3 separate regions of the Mus musculus genome follow, and regions 2 and 3 are each linked to region 1. A link is a loop called in an ENCODE intact Hi-C map of the cell type or tissue named here. Cell type or tissue: heart. All regions are shown on one strand.

Evidence for each region. A loop is a pair of places that touch in the nucleus more often than their neighbours do. Peaks named below come from ENCODE experiments on the same cell type or tissue, not always from the same donor. Only the 100,000 strongest peaks of a DNase experiment are listed, where the experiment ranks them.
Region 2: it touches region 1 in a loop (4-fold over the local background); 2 of 42 quality-filtered maps call a loop at or near these places.
Region 3: a loop joins it to region 1, with 2.1 times the contacts of the local background. A loop is called at or near these places in 2 of 42 quality-filtered maps.

The regions. Positions count from the first base shown.
Region 1 is chr12:32,377,260-32,382,259 of GRCm38, forward strand. Ccdc71l (coiled-coil domain containing 71 like) reads left to right here and starts at 1,530. Exons shown (of 1, transcript NM_001162903.1): 1 at 1,530-5,000. The coding sequence starts at 1,725. The coding sequence ends at 2,381. In heart, a CTCF peak has its summit at 2,371 (motif pointing left); DNase peaks (open chromatin) are centred at 1,472, 1,772 and 2,362; H3K4me3 peaks cover 3,522 bases; H3K27ac peaks cover 1,898 bases.
Region 2 is chr12:32,206,007-32,211,006 of GRCm38, forward strand. Pik3cg (phosphatidylinositol-4,5-bisphosphate 3-kinase catalytic subunit gamma) reads right to left here and starts at 2,653. Exons shown (of 11, transcript NM_001146200.2): 1 at 2,512-2,653. In heart, no CTCF peak of the experiment used is centred here; a DNase peak (open chromatin) is centred at 2,325; H3K4me3 peaks cover 548 bases; H3K27ac peaks cover 611 bases.
Region 3 is chr12:32,449,772-32,454,771 of GRCm38, forward strand. No RefSeq gene overlaps it. Among named protein-coding and RNA genes, the nearest start is that of Gm40375, 54 kb to the left of the region's middle. In heart, no CTCF peak of the experiment used is centred here; no DNase peak of the experiment used is centred here.

The DNA of each region.
Region 1 (5,000 bases):
ACTGAACATGCATAAAGCATTTCTATTTAGTTAGCACAACACAGTGTGGAAGAACCAGCAGTGAAATATAAAGATCTCTAGATTAGGGACATAAAGCTCTATAGCAGCAACCCTGCTGTTAGCAAGCTGTCTTAATAAACTCCTGTGGGTCTAAACTGCCCTCATCTGTGCGACAAGAAGACTGAACCAGGTGTGTCTCAGCTCAAATATTTAAAGGAACTATTTTAACTGTATGCAGATCACAAAAATTTGGCATTGCATTCATTGTGTGCTGCAAAATAAGATACTTACTGAAGAAAATTCTAGCACCAGGACATAGATTTAAAAAAAAAAAACCTTATTTTACAGAAATCTTAGGGGCTGGAGGGTATAGATCACTAGTAGGGTGCAGTCTTCATATGTGTGAAGCTCTGGGTTCTATCCCCAGCAAGGGGAATAATGAAGTTTAAAGGACTTCAAAGAAAATTGCAATATAAATGCAAAATATATAATTACCTTGTTCTAAGCAATTTCAGTGCTGCACTCCATTTCAAACAGGCAGTGCTATTTCATACATCCATTTGGTATGCATTCAACGCCTATTATGTGAATAGGCAGCGAGTTGAGAGTGAATAGAGGAATTGACAAAAAGGATGTCTACTACTGTCTTCCCAAATACAAAAGGTGATTCATTCTTAAGGATGTATTCTTCTCAAAGAATCTTATTGATTACGTGGAATACTACATCAAGGATAGAGATGGTGCTGCGAATGGCAATTTAATACCAACTGAAATGTGGAATAGCACTCTGATTTAAAAAAAATGTTTTCTTTCAGCAGAACAGCTTTGCTGCCATTGCTGTTTGTCCAACTTGAGCAGACTTTTTAGTTCATACAGTATTAACTCTTTTCTTTCCCAGTGACCTGTACCTCCTAAATGTGCCAAGATGGTTCCATTGCCCAGAAGGAAGCTGTCATCAATGCCTGAACTTTTAGTTTTCTTAAAAGATGGGGTCAAGAGAGGCAAAGCATATGAAGATGCCAAAGCAGGATTTGAGACTTTAGAAGGGATTCATGAAATGCCCATCCCTTCTAGTTTATACCCAACTCTCTCAGCTGTTATACTATCAAGTCTTGGGGTTCTCTCTCATTATTCAGACTGGTAGACTTCCCCAGCTCAACCCACAGCTGAACACAATCACCCACGACACCCCCAAACATGGCACTCACACCCACCCACTTCCTTCTCTTGACAGGGCAACCCTCATGGATCCACCCAATGGTTGACTGGCCTTCCAGGGCCTCACCATCACCCACCACAGCCACCATGTTCCACGAACTGGCCTCTCCCCCATCAGTCCCCGCCCCTCACTCGGAGAGCACCCAATGGGAGGAGCTGAGGCCGTGGGAGGCGGGGACTAAGGCGGGCCCATTTAAAGAAAGGCTGAGGGCGAAAGGAGGCAAGAGAAGAGAAGAAAGAGAAGCCAGGGGAGGGGGCGGGCGCCGTCCAATGACAAAGCCCCGGGGTGGGCGCCCGCCGCTGCCGCCATCTTTAGCCCGGCCACAGGACAACCAGCGCGTCCTCCGCCCCGAGGGGGAGGGGCGGCGAGGCGAGAAAAGTAGCGAGCGGCGCCGGGCGGAAGGCGCCAGCACAGGCTAGCAGCGCCGGGCGGAAGGCGCCAGCACAGGCGAGCGCCGCCGAGCCGGGCGCGGACAGGGACGGCGGGCGGTCCCGAGCGGCCTCTGATGCGACGCGGCGTGAAGAGGCGGCGGCGCCGGCCCCGGGCTGCCTGGGGCGGCGGCTACGGAGCGGAAGGAGGGGCCGGGCTGGAGGCGCTGGAGGAGAAGGTGGTGTACTCGCGGTCGCAACTGTCGCTGGCCGGAAGCACGGAGGCGCTGGGCGACGCCTTCAAGCTCTTCATGCCCAGCAGCACGGAGTTCATGAGCTCGGAAGCGGAGCTCTGGAGCTTCCTCTGCAGCCTCAAGCACCAGTTCTCCCCGCACATCCTGCGCAGCAAGGACGTCTACGGCTACTCCTCGTGCCGGGCACTGGTGCCCGACCCCCCGGCGCCCGACAGCCGCCCCGCGCGCCGGCCGCGCCCGCGCGCAACGCCCAGGAGGAGGCGCCGTGGAGCTCGGGCTGCCGCGGACACCCGTAGGCCGCGCCCCGCCGCTGCGGCCGCGGAGCCCGGGCCTCCCGCATCCAGCTTCGGGGGCCGCACCCTGGAGGAGATCTGGAGGGCGGCCACCCCGACGCTGACCAGCTTCCCGACCATCCGCGTCGGCGACGACGTGTGGGGCGAGCGCAGCCTGGCGGTGGCGCGGCGCAGGGCGAGCCAAGTGCTGCGAGTGGACCTGGACCCGGTGGTGAGGCTGCGCCGCTTCCCGGTGCACCGGCTGTGATGCGCGCTGCGGCGCCTCCTGCCGGCCGCCGCCCGGGGAAGCTTCCGCGCGCTGGAACGGACTTATGTCAATGTCAGTCGAATGTTTACAGAACCGGCCCCCTTTGGTGCACTTTATGCGCGAACTAGGCCCCTGGATGCGGTGCGGCGCCGCGGTCCAGGATCGGGACAGGTGCGGCCCCCACGCCCGCGGCCAGACGGGACGGCCGGACCCGCGACAGAAGTCCCTTTGCTTCCCAACCCGGATGGAGACGTCTCCAGAACCTGGAGGGACACGTGCGTTTTCTCCCTCTCGGACTCTACCTCACCGGTCTGGAAGACCTCCGAAGACTTACAAATTTTTTTCTCCAAAGGAATTTTGTTTTCGTGCTTGTGTAATACAGCCAGAATTTTACTTGCTCCTGATTCCCCTTCTGTTTTCTTTTTGACTGTCAGCCCCACTTTCTGGACAGAAGATCGACTATGTTTCCTGGTGAAGTGCTGGTGTACGCTCAGGGTATTCTGAAGGCCACTCGTTTTCTAATTTTTACTGGATTCCAAAGCTTTGATCAAGGTCGTCTTTTAAGAGTTTCAAGCTTATGACTGTTAATGTAAGGATTTGTATGGCTTTGAATTTCATGAGCTCAGTGATTAACAAGAGATGCAAAGTACAACTTTAAAATAAAAGGTTAAGGTGTTTATATATAAAGTTTTATATTGAAAGTTTATATTTACTGAGCTCCTAAGTAAAATGGTAGAATATTCTTTAAAAGTTTTGTTTAAGAAAAAGTTGACTTACTCTATTCATTTAAATTGAATAAAATTGAAGTGTTTTGAACCACATGGCTTGTGATAAAAATTGAATAAATTTTGAAGAAGATGTTGGCTACAAGAATGACTGGAATCCAGTTGGAGGTGTTTGACCTCGCTTCCTGGTGTAACATAATATTCAGGATTGTTAATGGGAAGAGAATTAAGATGGAAGTTGCTTAGGAGAGATCAATACGTGTGGACATTGTGAATAAACAGATAAACAGAATACCCTTTAGAATTCCCAGAATTGTGAATGATCTATAGGGAGGGGCAGGGGCATTTCTTGGTACCATATAACTGGTCAACGTTATTTGGCAGAAAAGTAGATCTTAATTCTTTGTTGTTGAATAACAAGAAATGCCTAAGCTAATACTCATTGTATTTCTGAAAACCATGACAATTGGTTGACAGTTTGTCCTATGAGTTTTCTTTTTCTCTTCTTCCCATTCATCATTGTGTTTGCAATCTTTGATAGCTGAAGGCCACAGGAATCAAAACATGGAGCCACACAGTACTGACCCTTCTTGTACTTGTCCACTTTTATAATAGCGTGTATACCATATGGCCCAGAGTGGAGTTCTTGATTATCCAAGTGCCTTTGGTCATTGGTGGCGGCAAGACTTGGTGGGTTTTTAGCCAGTGGTGCCACAGCCAGCTTTTTCTGCAATACCTAAAGGGTCAAATAGTGTTTTTTCTACCACTGTTATTTCAGATTTAAGTGTTCTGCCATGGGACATTCCTACAGGGCTGGAACTTATTAAGCACTCAGCACTAAGGTTTATCTCTGCTTGGCAGTTTCTGAGAATAATGACAGTTGCAGTTTTGACTCTTGTGTTTCTAGAATTCAACGGCATAGCTTTCTGAATTAAGTATTTTAAGTTTTTAATAGTTCATGAAAAGAGCTGTGAGTTTAATTTTAGTGTTTTTGTTTTGTAAAAAACCACACACACACACACACACATATATATATATATATACATATATGACTTTATGCCAGTTTCCCACAAGCCTCGGTCTTTTATTCACCACTCATTGATAATACATTGTTACAAATACTGTTACTTGAGTACATGAAAGGTGGGTCACCATGAGAGGGAGAGTGTTAGAGCTGTGTCATGGGAAGCTAAGACAGTTTGGTTATTAGCTTCCATTGCCAAATGTATTTCAGAGACATGGGATTTTCTTCCCAGAAAATATATTGTTAACTTTTATAGCTAACTAGCACCTGATGAAAATGCATTTGTACCACTTCACGTGTATATAGTTTTATAACAAGAAATAAATTCAATGGCCATATTAGAATGTAATTTCAACATGGGATTTATCTAGATACTTCCCAGAAGATTCTGAAATTAGACATGGCTGAGGGTAAAATTTACCTCGGGGCCACAATGGACAGGTAACCAGTTACACCATGCATTTATTTTTACTGAGATTTTTGACATTTGTTTCTCTCATGCCTTGGTACTTTAGTGCAGTTGATGGTATGCATAAATGCTTCTTTGGCTTATCGTTCCAACTGACTAAAGTTTGGATTTGGTTTCCAATGCGGAGTTTGATACGGCTCAAAAATATAACCTTTATTTTGCCAAGTTTTTCTGCAGCAAAACCCATGTTGCAGCTTTGAACATATGAAGACACATCTAATGTAGCTGATGAGTCTATTATAAGAAAGTGGAATTTTTCCTGGGTACCTTTGGACAGGATGTGGAAAGAAACTTGACACTGTGGCCTTTACGATGAAGCATCTGGATTTTGTACTAGAAGGAAACTCTAGCTTCATTTGTGGGTAGTTTTAAAGACGTCCCATTTGTTATTTTGCCCTCTG
Region 2 (5,000 bases), 170 kb before region 1:
GGAGAAACAGAGCTTTGTCAAGAGACACTGCTTCCTGCACATTCCTGTATGATGGCAGAGAGAAGGTGTGGTGGGCTGATGTGAGCACAAGGCCTGGAGGGACCAAGAAAGATGGAGGCAGCGCTGACTTTAGCAGCGCTGGTCAGAACATGAATCCCTGCCAGCTACTTACTGTTTGAGTGATGTAGCCTACCTAATATCCGAGCCTGATTTTTATATGTAAATTTGATTATTTACAAATAGAAGATGGAGGTAAAAGTTAAATAAGGCAGCGCAGCTTTTTAAAAAACCATGCTGACACCGTTTCTTTAGTTTTGTGTGTGTGTATGTGTGTGTGTGTGTGTGTGTGTGTGTGTGTGTGTGTATGATGTTTTCATTTAATGCACCATGGGCCTGGAGAGATGGCTCAGTGGATAAAAGTGCTTCCTGTACAAACATAAGGTCAGAGTTCATACCCTACCTCCCATATAAGCATTACCATTGTCCCCATGGACCTGTAACCCCAGGGGTGGGTCTCTCTCTCTTTCTGTCTCTGTCTGTCTGTCTCTAACGTTTTCTCTCTGTCTCTGTCTGTCTCTGTCTGTCTGTCTGTCTGTCTCTCTCTCTCTCTGTGTTGGGAGGAGAGCAGAGATGAGAAAACTTACTGGGGCTTGCTGTCTGTCTCCCAGCCTAGCTCCAGGTTCAGTGAGAGACCCAGTCTGAAAGGAATAAGGTGGAGAGAGTCTCCTCTGTCCTCTGCAGGTATACTTGCACACCTGCACACACATATGCTCACACCACACAATATACCGCCCTCACATGTGCACAAAAATATGTTAAACCCTCATCTAGCACAGTGTCTGTCATTTACTGGCTCAAAATGGCAACTGTTTGTAAGTACCCTGAAACTCACAGATGCATAAGACAGTACAGTGGAGGGCAAAGGCTGAGTCCCTAAGGTGCGGTGTGAGACCCTGAACATCACTTTGAGAACAAGCCAATGCCGATGCATTTCCTCTGTTCAGTCTCACACTTCTCTAACCTAGACACCCAATCTTGCTTCATCTTCTCTATTTTCAAACTGTCTGAACCCAGTCTCCCTAGTCAACTTCCTGTCTTCTTTCTTTTCATTTTTTCTTTCTATATAAGAAAGCTAGTCATTCCATTCATAAAACTCAAGTGTAGTAAAACTGGTGAAGATTGTAATCAAAGCCGTGTCCCCACACATACCATTTTGGTCATGGAATGCAGAGCATTCCAGCTATCACTGCTATATTAGGGCAGGGGGAGGTGCTAACATACATGGACTTTACCAATATGAACTTTTAGGTAATTTTAACTGAGCCAGTTGGTTTGGCCTGCCTCTGCTTTAGAGGGGACACAGTAGAAGACGTGATTCCTGCCCTCCCATGACCCGAAACAATAATTCAGTTTCCTTATGTCCTAATATTTTCATCTCCATAGCAGGAATTTACAAATTTGTTCCCATCATATTACCTATATTTAGGTATTTGCCCTCTACAAGGTATTTAAGCATAACTATGAACCCATCAACTAATGACTGAAATGCTCAGAGTTCCAAAACTAAAAAATAATCCATAAAAATGATTCATAAAAATTTTGATTTTAATATTTAACATTGCTACATTGGTACTACATTATATTCTAAACCACATTCAAATATTGAAACAAAATATTTCAGAAAATATCATTTACTCTCTAATTGATGTTAATGAGATCCATAATTAGTTTTTCCTGAAGAACAGTGGAGTGTTAATTATATACCCCAAAGGAGATCTTGATTAAAAGCTATAAAAGACAAGTTACATTGGATCTCAACTTATGTACAATTCTTGGGTTAAACTATTTTAAAAGTCAATTCTCCCTCCTTTTAAAATATAATGAAGCTATACTTAGTAAATAAATGAAACCAACTGTCCCAAACAACTGTTGCTTGGTAGCTTAAAGCATTCACTTTGGTCTTTTGGTATAGTATAGAATAACCAACAAAGAAAAGAACCATAAACTATTTTGATACTGACATGAACTTAAAATAAAACATGTCCAAATTTAAGCATACAAATATAACTCAGTTATCTGCCTCAGTGACAGCAGGAACTCACGCTATATAGCACGATACAAGGTACAGAAGAGAAAAGGCTGACCAAATACTCACTGGGTTTCCTCATGGCTGGGACTAAGTAGCTTTGTCCTCTTACAAAAACACTGTCTGGACAGAATTCCCAAGCAAGCACTTGGTCGACTCTGGAGCCTGTCCGTCACGGGCTCTGTGGCCGCCCCTTTCCGCACAAACAAAAACAGAAAGAACTAGTGCACCTGCAAGCCCTTGCTGGACGGAACTTTGTGGATGTACACAGTCTAAGCGCGCCGAGACAAGGAAACTCAGACGCTCGGGGGTTGGCTCAGCTTGAACCGGCAATGGATCCAGACAAAAAGATTCTAGCTGAGAAGGAAGGTGTTACTGTTCCAAGTCATACCAAGCAAAGAGCAAACAACAGAAAGCAGTCGTACCTGAGGCAGCCCTGGAGGTGATGCGGAGGAGGATCATTTGTTTACTTTAGGAAAAAAAAAAAAAAAACGAATCTAGACCTACCCGGGGCACCTCGTCTCTTCCTCTTTTCTGGGGCTCCCTTCATATCCAGATGCAGAGGAAGTGTTGCAGTTACCAGGAAGGAAGTTTTAACCAAGTTGATTATACATGTGATTGCTCATTTTAAAAGTGTCAGAAATGCATTTCCTGCTGAAGCACACACAGAGCAGAGCGGAACAGAGAACGGTGTTTGCCTTACTATTTCTCTCACTCTTTGAATTAACTCTTCAAAGATTGTGAGAGACTCAGACAAACCAAAAATATACCCAAGGCATAAACAAATGAAGCGTGTGTGTAGCTAGCAATAAGTAGAAGAAAGGGCTGCGTAGCCACAGTATTGGATTGCTTGTAGTGAAATCTATTTCCCTTTGAGAATTCGAATAAGCCCTAGTGTGTGTGTGTGTGTGTGTGTGTGTGTGTGTGTGTTGTAACTGTGGACTGTTGGGCTCAGTCTGGATGCTTGCAAGAGCAAAGCCTGGGAACTCACTTCCTTACATTGGTGAGACCTCCCCCTGCCTCCCTTCTAGACCATTCAAGTCTCAAAATATCACAAACTGAAAGTCCTGCAGCATGCAATGTGTGTGCCTGTTGCTGATATGCTGAGTGTGTGTGTGTGTGTGTGTGTGTGTGTGTGTGAAAATGAATTAGTCAGACAAAACAGGAGGACATTGCTCTCCTGGCGACATTAGGGAGCTAGAAACTGCCTGCTCCAGGCAGGTAATCACTGAGAGATGGCTTCCAGTTTCCACAGGCTTGGAGAACAGGGAGGAGGCAGGCTCTGAATTCTTCTTAAAGCAGTCCTATATTTTCCAAGTAACCTCAATTCCTTCTACAACCCTAAGCATAGCCAGTCGTCCCCTGTTCCAGGGGTCTCTATACCAGGGCTTATTCTCCCCCACTAGGCTGTCAAGGATTCCAGCTGGAACAGCAAGAAGGATAGAGGAGCCTCACACAGCCCTCCGAAGCACAGCCTCATGAGTTTCTTTGAGCTTCGTGGATATTGAGATAGAGTCTCTGACCTGTTCTATTTCCTCTCACACAGTCCTTGTGATGGTTCGTACAGATTGTAAACGTGACAGGATCTGGAATCTAAGAGACAAATCTCTGTGCATCCCTATAAGCCTGTCTCTAGACTGGCTTAGGTGAAGTATATAAAGGTCCACTCTAAACATGGGAGCTGCAGTTCTGGATGGGAGAAAGCCAGAGAACGGCAGGCCCTGTTCATCTGCTTCCTGATGGCAGATGCAATGTTAGCAGCTGCTCTATGATCCTGCCGGCATGACTTTCCTGCCACGATGCACTGTACCCTCAAATTGGGAACCAAAATAACTCCCGTTCTGCCTTAAATTGCTTCTGTTGGATGCTTTGTCACAGCAACAAGGAAAACAGTACATAAAAGATAAAGTCCTTTGGGTCTTAGCTTTAAAATAGTGGTTTAAGAGTCAATAGCAGTGGTCAAGTCTTGATTCAAAGGCTGCTGAATTTCAGATATGTAAAGGGGGTATTTCAGCTTTCCAAAGCATATTTCTATGTAAGCATACTTCCTTGAGAGGTTGGTATCTTTACAAGTCTCAGGGTAGCTTGAATTGTTTAGGGGGGAAGACTTACCAAGTTATGCTTCACTCAGTGTGTGTGTGTGTGTGTGTGTGTGTGTTTGGGGGGGCCCTGACAGCAGGTGAAGTGAGTAGGGCTCTTCAGAGGGGACGCTGACCTGAGGGGACTGTGAGCTGACTAATTCTCAGCTTTCCAGCTTTACACACACATGCATATGCACGCTTTCAGAAATGCTAGACTCAGGCTCTTGGGTCCTTTTTCTTTTGAAAGGACTATTCAGCTAAGTTCACTCATGTGAAAAAAATGTCAATTCTCTGACTAAACTTTCAAATACTTTAGGCTTACCGGTGGTTTGAGATTAAACGTCCTATGATCGTCTTCAATTGCTCATACAGCCACTAAAATTTACTATTTGTAGTGAATATTGTTAGGCAGAAGTAATGAGACATGCCTGGTGCCTCTTTTCTCTGTGTGTACTTCTCCATATGGAACCTCATTTTCCTAATAAGGAAATTTTATCCCCAGAAATTTGGGGTCAGCCGATCTCCAGGCTACGTCACTTATGGTAGTGATAGCGTGCTGCTGTTTTGTCCATTCTGAGAGTCTCATGCATCTAGCACTATATTCTCAATGGAATAATCAGGTTACATTTAGAATATAGCTATCGTAGGAATGACAAGATGGAATCAATTCAAAGCAGAAGACAGAGTAGGCAGTGCTCATGGAGAAACAGATTAAGAAATTAGTTGTTCCATCTGAGGGATGCTCTTTGCATTTGGTCCTCCGAGATTATCCACAGTATTGTTGGCAAGCAGAGCACCATGCATAGGCATTTTCTGTTTCATCATGAAGCAGA
Region 3 (5,000 bases), 73 kb after region 1:
ATTGTTAATAAGGGATGAGACCCGCCGGACGGTGGTGGTGCACGCCTTTAATCCCAGCACTTGGGAGGCAGAGACAGGTGGATTTCGGATTTCCAGGACAGCCAGGGCTATACAGAGAAAGCCTGTCTCATAAAAACCAAAAAGGAAAAAAAAGGGGGGGGGGGGTGAGACCAGAACCACATCTAGGTCACCTTGGCATGGAGAGGTGTGGTCCTCCTAGCATGTACTAGATAGAAACAGATACAGGTAAGGGACAAGTGGCTTGCTGCCTTACTTGAAGGTGGCTAAACAAAGCTAAGATAGCTCTTATTATTATGAAACCAAAGCACCCCCAAATACCTAGATGTGTATTTAACTTTCCAGCAAAATAGCCAAGATAATTAGTGGCAGATTGCTAAAGAATGCTTTTCCTATTTTACCTGCCTACATCAATCTGGGAAAAAAATCAGTCAACTTCACTGGCCTAGAGATGAGATTATCCAAGCACCTATCTGCCCACTATTTAGTCTACTCATCCATCATTCTACAAACATGCAGTGACCGTGGTATACTGGGAGCTGAAGGAGTTGGAAAGGTGAGTGCAACACTGCACTGAAATCACATGAATTTCAACCTTAGGATCCCTTCTGTAGTTTTCCCTCAGTAGATGATGAATCTACCAGTTTTCCCATAGCTACACTATAAGGGAGATCGGACATAGAAACATTTAGATTCATAACTACTCCATCACACATTATGTGATGATGAGTTAAGTTAGTTAAAGTTTCTGGGCCACGGTTTCCCTATTTGTGATAAATGAATCCAATAATGGGAAGTTGCTATAAGGAATAAAGAAATGTATGCAATTCTTGAATATGGTTTTCGTTTATCTTCGGTTTTTTGCTTGTTTTGATTTGCTCTGCTTTGCTCTTTTTAGAGTCTCACCTTTCTCAGGCTGACCTCAATCTTGCTAACTAGAAGAGAATAACCTTCAACTTCTGATCTTCCTACTTGCACTTTCTAAATGTTCATATCACAGGCATGTGTCACCAGGCCCAGCTTTCTCTTAATTCTTATAGGATGCTCTTTCCCTTGAACAGAAATGTGGCATTCCTCTCTAAAACAGTCCATGTGGTGTTTAGAGCATTAAAGCCCATAAAGAAAGGGATTGAACTGTGCTCCAACCATATATTCATGATGGCCTCTTGCTTTTCCTAGTAGCTGTTTTTCAGAATTCTTTTTTCTTTTTTCTCCAGATTTCTTGAATTATATTTTTTGTATTACATAGTTCAATCATGTTTTCTTCTCCCCCAACTCTTCCCAGATCCTCCCTATATATTCTAAATATTCTACTCTCTATCCTTCTCTCCACTCCCTCTCTCTCTCTCTCTCACACACACACATACACACACACACACACACACACACACTTGTTTTGATTTTTATTTTTTCTGGACTCTTAAAAATTCATATCTGAAGAGGTTTCTGAGCTCTCCTCTGCCTTTGCCTAGAGCCTTGGAGATCTTGGAGGTCTCTCTCTCTCTCTCTCTCTCTCTCTCTCTCTCTCTCTCTCTCTCTCAGTGAGCAATCTGTCTCCTTGGCTACTTGTGGCTTAGTACACTAAGAGTGACAGAAGAACCATTATTGCTCTTACTCACGCTTAAACATCTGCTCACCCAGCCTGCAAGCTGGGTGACACATGCCAGGCAGCCAAACATCTCCCAAATATGTGGGTCAAAGTCTATTGTTTATTGTTTGAGTCAGACACATGTTATTTATAAGCACATTTGAATTTGATTTTAGGGTTTAAAATAAATCCTGTAGTCTCTCTAACTGAAACTTGAAAGTGAGAAAGTACTTACTTCTGAATAATAGTCTTTATTATTCCTTACCTTTAATATGGATAATTTTTATGAAAAACAAAACAAGCATTGATGAATGTTATCTAAAAATGTCAGAAGAGAGCATTAGAATGGAGGATCGAGCACTTTCCTGGAGGTTATACTAGGAAAGTCAGAGTGAAGCTCTTGCTTATCCATCCTTCCTGGCTCTGTGTTTGTGGGCAGATAATATCTCAGAGATTATTATTGTTGTTGTTAGTACATCACTGGTGGTAGTACTATCTGAAACATAGTGGAGTAGTCCTACTCTGAAGCATGAAGTATACAACCAACATAGCAAATAACCTGGTACACTCTACACAGTGTTTACCATATAATCAGGTTTTCTTTTCCAAACAGATTTTTCACTATTTCTGTTTGTCACTGTCTCTAAAGGTGAGGACTTTTGTAGGCTAAAATATCATCTATTTGACATATGAACTATCTAAAAATGCAATACTTTCTGTTTCCCTTTGAGATAACTAATACATTTAATATACGAATAAGTACTACCTTCAAGTAACAGATTAAATGATTTATGATTTAATGATAGGGACTAAACTGGAATCCATAGCACAAGATCACACACAGAAGATATACTAGAACTTTCTAGGCTCTGCCCACTGTCATTCTATTTTTAGTACAGTAGTGCCTAATAGACATCTGCTAGATATCAAGTGTGCTAGACAGAAGTAACTGGGAGCAGTGGGACCCGGGCACCCAGGAACTCCACCTGACCAGTGGCATGGGCTCCATCTAGTCTGGTTAAAGCACACATCACACCCCACAGAATAATACTGGGAGACTTCAACACCCCACTCTCAGCAATGGACAGAGCATGGAAACAGAAACTAAACAGAGAACACTGAAACTAACAGAAATTATAAACCAAATGGATCTAACAGATATTTATAGAACATTTCATCCTAAAGCACAAGAATATAACTTCTTCTCAGCACCTCACAGTACCTTCTCCAAAACTGATCATATAATCAGTCACAAAACAGGCTCCAACAGATACAAGAAGATTGAAACAATCCCATGCACCATATCAGATCACCATGGACTAAGGCTGGTCTTAAATATCAACAAAAACAATGAAAGCACACATACACATAGAAGCTAAACAATGCTCTACTCAATGATAACTTGGTCAAGGAAGAAATAAAGAAAGAAATTAAAGGCTTTTTAGAATGTAATGAAAATGAAGACACATTATACCAAAACTTATGGGGCACAATGAAAGCAGTGGTAAGAGGGAAACTCATAGCTCTAAGTGCCTCCAAAAAGAAACTGAAGAGAGATTACACTAGCAGCTTGTTGGCACACCTGAATGCTCTAGAACAAAAAGAAACAAATACACTCAAGAGGAGTAGATGACAGGAAATAATCAAACTCAGGGTTGAAATCAACCAAAAAGAAACAAAAAGAACTACACAAAGAATCAACAAAACCAGGAGTTGGCTCTTTGAGAAAATCAACAAAATAGATAAACTTTTAGCCAGACTAACCAGAGACAGTATCCAAATTAATAAAATCAGAAATTAAAAGGGAGACATAACTACTAAATATATCTTAAAATAATTATTCTGCTTTGTTGAATATTAACTGTTGAAAATATTAAAATCATGTTCTACAAAAGAAAAAGTGCTGCTCTCCTTAGGGACACCGTGAACCAAGCATACCTGTTCCAAATTTTCACCCTTCTTGAAGGCCTAAAAAAATACACCCATGCTATTATAAATACTGCTAAGTGTCATGAGATAAAAGACCCAGAGACTCTAAGGCTTTGTCATGTCACACATTTCATGTTTGGTCCATGCTACAGGGGAGATCAGAGATTTGTTTTAAACAGAATTATTGGACGGATATTAATATCTTTAGATGATATTCCAACTGCTATATAAAGAGTAAATTGATGTTAGGTTTGTGTAATAGAATGGTAGTCCTGAAGGCTGGGAAGCTTAAGGTTAGATATACTGGCATCTGTTGTGGGTCTTCTTGCTCACAACCTGATGATGGGCATCACTTGGGGAGACAAAACAACCACTGGCTTGTGCCCCTTTCCATCTCTTTATATAGCTACTAATGACATCATAAATGTCCCACTATCATTACCTCATATAATCCTAACTACTCTACAATGTCCTACATCCAAATACCATGAGTACATGACATTGATATTATGTTTCCAACACATGAACTTTTTGGCACACAAGCTATACAGCAGTTAAAAGAGGGTGCAGATAAAGGTTAAGAAATGAAATGGGGGAGCAGGTGGGTGGTGGAAGAGATCATCTCTCCATCCTATGGTGGTAATGGGCACAAAGAAGTAGAGGGAAGACTGAGAGCCCTTGGTGATGGGCATGTCAAAGGAGGCAGGTAATGAGGAGAGAGTAAACATGTTCTCCAGGTTTCCTCACTGAGCAATGGGAAAGAATTCCCTGCCAGTGACCTGATGATCACAATCTGAAGTCTGTGTGTGTTTCAACCATTGTAATGTTGGCATTAATGCATATATTTAGATATTGTTGTTTGGTTGTCTTGATTATTTTATTTTTGTTCAGTTGCTTAGTTCCAACCATCTTGACTGGGTATAGAACACCATTAACTTTTTGCTGTCTCTAAGTTCTTTTTACTCTGGAATATGGACCTGATGAATTAGTCATAACATCTTTGACTCTGCCTCTAGTTACAATCACAGACATTTAGCAACAATGATTAGAAGAATATTGGACTCTAGAAGAATTGGTTCTTGTTCTTTGGACACCTGATGCTCAAATTCTCTTGTGTTCCTACTCTTCTCTCATCTGATAAGTCCTTACCTTCCTACTTCCTTGAAGTTGCTTACTCCTTGTGACCATCCAGCCCACTGATCTTCTTCACCACTCATACCTTACGATCACACCAAAACACTGTAAGCTCTTTGAAAGCAAGGATGGTGTCCTTGTATGCTCTACATAACCTTGCAAGAAGCCTGTCACATGATCAGAGTTCCAGTAGTTTTCTCCATCAAATGGTGTGCTCATACGAAATTAGGCAGCAGGACAGTGGAAGAGTTATTCTGGGCCAGGTAGAAACTTAGAACAGCCTTCATCATAGTCAAGTTGGAGACATTTGACTACATTTACTTACATGTAA